Regions from separate parts of the Homo sapiens genome. Here region 2 is linked to region 1. A link is an interaction called in ENCODE POLR2A ChIA-PET data of the cell type or tissue named here. Cell type or tissue: K562. All regions are shown on one strand.

Region 1 (2,500 bases):
CACAGTGGCTCACGCCTATAATCCCAGTACTTTGGAAGGCCAAGGCAGGCGGATCACTTAAGGCCAGGAGTTCAAGATCAGCCTGGACAATGTGGCGAAACCCCATCTCTACAAAAAAAACAAAAATTAGCTGGGCATGGTGGTGCATGCCTATAATCCCAGCTACTTGGGAGGCTGAGACACGATAATCACTTGAACCTGGGAGATGGAGGTTGCACTGAGCCAAGACCATGCCGCCGCACTCCAGCATGGACAACAGAGCGAAACTCTGTCTCAAAAAAATAAATAAATAAAAAGAAAAAAAAAGAAAAATTGGCAAGCATTACACTTCTTTTTTGGTTAAATAAAACTCTATGACATTTAGTCATAATTCTAATATTTTCAAATCTAATTTAGAAAATAAGTATAATTTTTTTTTTTTAAGAGATGGGTCTCGCCATGTTGCCCAGGCTGGTCTTGAACTCCTGGGCTCAGGCAGTCCTCCCACCTTGGCCTCCAGAAATGCTGAGATTAAAAGCATGAGCCAGCACGCCAAGCCAAAATTCTTAACATTCAATTTTCAAAAGACAAAACTTTAATATAGGCATACAAATTTTAGGCAGGGGCAAAGAAGTAACAAATATTTCAAATTAGCAGGTAAGCTAAATGCCACTGGATTCTGGCATTAATGTTTTCAGCAGCAATACATTAATCTCCTTTGTGATAAAAATTATATTATTTGTACTCCTTGAGCACATCTCTATCCATATGGAGAACAGTCTTCAAGTTTAGCTTGGATTTTGTCATTATTTAAAAAGAAAATAGTTCATAAACAGATGATATTAACAAACTAAAATTTTTAGATACTTATTATCAAAAACAAAAAAATTACTGAGCCATTACTTTATTTTATGCATTGAAAACTTTTTTTCACTATATGGAACAATCTCTATCTACAAGAACAAAGAAATAAACACCCTTTACTATTACATGATCAGTACCACAATCACAATAGAGGCACAGAAATGGTACCTTTGACCCATGCTAGAGAAAACAGAGAATTCTTCCAGATGAAGATAATTACATTAAATTTTAAAGGCTAAACCAAGCAAAATGAACAAGGATATGCTGGTCAGAAATTACAGTTTGCTTCAAAGTACAATGAAGTATAAAAATGTATCATAAAAGTATCTTACTACAGCAAAGCACGGAGTAGCAAACGATAAACCTAGAGAGGCAGCAAGACCAAGTCACAGAGACTCTGTCCTGTCATAAGGAAGGGACACAGTCAGATACAACTCAGATAAAAACTGCAGGCAGACGAGAAAAAAACACAGTGAGATATAATTCAGATAGCTCACTCTACCAATAACAAAGAGAACAGAACAAATCTGGAAGCAATAGCCTGCTACTACAAGAAAAGGAGCTAAATTTGGGAAATATCCAGAGGGTCAGTAGAACTTGAAGCTAGACTGAGAGTAGAAGCAGTACTGGGAAGCTTTTTTTTTTCTTTTTTTGAGACAGAGTCTCACTCTGTCACCCAGGCTGGAGTGCAGTGGCATGATCTCAGGTCACTGCAACCTCTGTCTCCCAGGTTCAAGCAATTTGCCTGCCTCATCCTCCCAAGTACCTGGGAATACAGGTGCGCACCACCACACCTGGCTCATTTTTTTTTTTTTTTTTTATGAGACGGCATCTTGCTCTGTCGCCCAGGCAGGAGTGCAGTGGCACGATTTCTGCTCACTGCAAGCTCCGCCTCCCAGGTTCATGCCATTCTCCCGCCTCAGCCTCCCGAGTAGCTGGGACTACAGGCGCCCGCCACCACGCCCAGCTAATTTTTTGTATTTTTAGTAGAGACAGGGTTTCACTGTGTTAGCCAGGATGGTCTCGATCTCCTAACCTCGTGATCCACCCGCCTCAGCCTCCCAAAGTGCTGGGATTACAGGCGTGAGCCACCGCGCCCGGCCTACACCTGGCTAATTTTTGTATTTTTAGTTTCACCATGTTGGCCAGGCTGGTCTTGATCTCCTGACCTCAAGTGATCTGCCCACCTTGACTGGGATTACAGGCTTGAGCCACCGCACACAGCCAGTACCGAGAAACTTCAAGGATTATGTTATTATGTAGACAGAGAATGTAAGAATAAGTCAGGAAAGGCTGGGCGCAGTGGCTCACGCCTGTAATCCCAGCACTTTGGGAGGCTGAGGCGGGCGGATCACGAGGTCAGGAGATCCAGACCATCCTGGCTAGCACAATGAAACCCCGTCTCTACTAAAAATACAAAAAATTAGCCAGGCCTGGTGGCGGGCACCTGTAGTCCCAGCTACTTGGGAGGCTGAGGCAGGAGAATGGCGTGAACTCGGGAGGCGGAGCTCGCAGTGAGCCAAGATAGCGCCACTGCACTCCAGCCTGGGCAACAGAGCGAGACCCCGTCTCAAAAAAAAAAAAAGAGTAAGTCAGGAAAAAAGATGATAAACTTTTTTAAGGATACTGAATATGGGAAACCTTGGAAAATGCAATG
Region 2 (2,500 bases), 190 kb before region 1:
GGGTGAAAGGGTGTCATGTGTGGGGATGGCCTAGGCAAGGTGGGCGAAAGGAAGTTCATTTGTTTGCTCAAAAATTTATTGAGCGTTTATGCTCTAGGCACTGGGGATATGGCAGAGAATAAAAGACAAAAATGCCTGCCCTCCTGGAGTTCACAGTCTAGTGGAGAGACAGCCCATAAATGAAGCAGGCATGTTGTCTAATAGATCGGGAGGCAGTGAGTGCATGGGAGAAAGAGAATTCAGGGCAGGGGGCCGGGCGCAGTGGCTCATGCCTGTAATTCCAGCACTTTGGGAAGCCGAGGCGGGCAGATCACCTGAGGTCAGGGGTTTGAGACCAGCCTGGCCAACGTGGCGAAACACCGTCTTTACTAAAAATACAAAAATTAGCTGGGCATGGTGGCGGGTGCCGGTAATTCAGCTATTCAGGAGGCTGAGGCAGGAGAATTGAGGCAGAGTTTGCAGTAAGCCAAGATTGAACCACTGCACTCCAACCTGGGTGACAGAGAGAGACTCTGTCTCAAAAAAAAAAAAAAAGAGAGAATTCAGGGCAGGGAAGGTGGGAAGCCCTGGGGGAAGGGGCGGCTGGGAGGAGGCCAGAGATGGAGGCCTCTGGAGACTGCAAATGTTGAGGTGCGGCAGGGAGGGAGCCTTCCAGAGAAACAGCAGGGAGGAGTAGAGGGAGGGAGGGAGGGAGGAAGCAGGGGGAGGGGAGGCAGGAGAGTGAGGTGGAGGGCATTGGTTTGGAGCAGGGAGGGGAGCTATAGAGGTGAAGGCAGAACGCAGGGACAGTTCAGGGGCTGCCGCAGTGCCCAGGAGCTGATCTGCTGATGGGTTAGCAGTGAGATATGAGGGAGAGCTCATGGGGGTGTCCAAGGGTGTGGGGCTTGGTCCCTTGGGACTTGTCAGGAAAGTCCCCACCACCACGGTGATTACATCTCTAATGGGTTGTTTTCCCTCCTGTGGCCAGAGGGAAGTGGAGGGAGAGACTGGGAGGAGGCTGGTGAGAGGGGGTCCAGGACACCAGAATGAGAAGGAAAGAAGGGGACCCACGCGGTCCCCAAGCCAGGTCAGGCCCCAGGTGCCAGGAACTGAGGGCCCGCAGCTGTCAGACCTCATCATCAGGAGTAGGACTGGATTTTGGAATTCGTGAGCCTTGGAGTGGGGTTGGCTGAGTGAATGGGGCACCCAGGTTTCCCTGGCTGGGTGAGGACCCCTTTGGCAGGCTGAGAGTCCGGAGGTAGAGAGCTTCCTCACAGGAAGGCGTGCCCACCAGGAGGGCACTGAGGGATTCCATCACCTGGTTCTAGAATCCCTCGCTGGCTGTGGGAGGGGAGCTGGTGGGAGAAGGTGGTCTCTAAGCCTTCTCTCACCCCGAGCCCCCCATGCCCCTGACCACCCCCAGTCAGCCCAGGGAGAGGAGAGACGGCTGCTCCCCTCCCTCCTCCCTTTCCCTCCGTCTTCCCTTTTGTAACCAAAAATAAGTCCCCCCTCCCTTCCCTGGTGACCACGCAGCTGTGGGGGAGGGGTGGTATTGCTGTTGCCATGGCAACCGCAGGCCGCCTGTCAGCGGGGGGTGTGTGGACGCAGAACCTGGAACCTGTTCTTTGGTTCCCACACAGACTGCAGGGGATCTAAGCTGCCCCCCAAAGGATCAGGGCTCTGAGGTCAGAATGGCCCCTCCCAGCTCCCCAATGGCACTGCATCCCCACCCCCATCCCTGCCCTCCAGGCAACCTTAGTGAATAATGTGGCAGCAGGACCAGGAAGTCCTGGCCTTTCCAACCTAAGGCAGAAGGTGTTCGACCCTCCCCATCCCCCTGGTCCCTAAATCATAAATCCGGCCAGCAGGAGCCAGAACGGGCACAGCTTGTCCAGGGCCTGGGGCTCTGGCCACCTCCCATGTCCTGCCTGCCCTCCCTGCGGCCCAGAGGCCACAGCAGGTGCTGCCAGCACTCAACTCCCAGCCAAGTCACCAGGGCCAGTCACAGCAGAAGTGGGCAGCTCACCCCGGGCACTGGCCCCCACCTCCCGAGGCCGCCACTGATGGCATTCCTTCCTGTGAACATGCGTGTGTTCATGACGAGCTTCCTGTTTTTAGTAAATTCACTCCCTCCATGCGGCCTCCACCACCCCCAGCAGACCCCCACCCTGGGGATGGTGGCTCTGAGTTCCCTGTGCCCAGTCTGGCCTGGCTTCTGAGACAGTTCCCTCTGAGGGCGAGGGAGGAGAACCCCCTTATTCACAAAGAGGGTCCAGCCTGGCCCCTGAGCCCTCCTTTCATTCATTTCTGAGGCCCCGTGGGTGACTGCATGGGGTACACACACACACACACACACACACACACACACACACACACACCAGCCTTCACTCCTTCACTGTAGCTGGCCAGGCCTGGGGAAGGCTCACAGGCTGATGGTTTTGCCTGCACCCTGACTTCTCTGAGGGTCACTGGCCGGCACTCAGCACAGCATAAAGCACATTCTGGGGTGCCCATCGTGTTC

Evidence for each region. Peaks named below come from ENCODE experiments on the same cell type or tissue, not always from the same donor. Only the 100,000 strongest peaks of a DNase experiment are listed, where the experiment ranks them.
Region 2: POLR2A ChIA-PET joins it to region 1 with 5 read pairs; 5 of 35 experiments call an interaction of 5 or more read pairs at or near these places.

Annotation. Positions count from the first base shown.
Region 1 is chr17:60,345,707-60,348,206 of GRCh38, forward strand. All of the region lies in intron 1 of USP32 (ubiquitin specific peptidase 32), which reads right to left. Among named protein-coding and RNA genes, the nearest start is that of USP32, 45 kb to the right of the region's middle. In K562, no CTCF peak of the experiment used is centred here; no DNase peak of the experiment used is centred here.
Region 2 is chr17:60,160,232-60,162,731 of GRCh38, forward strand. It overlaps a transcript of CA4 not described here. Among named protein-coding and RNA genes, the nearest start is that of CA4, 12 kb to the left of the region's middle. RefSeq lists a silencer at 1,377-1,671. In K562, no CTCF peak of the experiment used is centred here; a DNase peak (open chromatin) is centred at 1,510; H3K27me3 peaks cover 208 bases.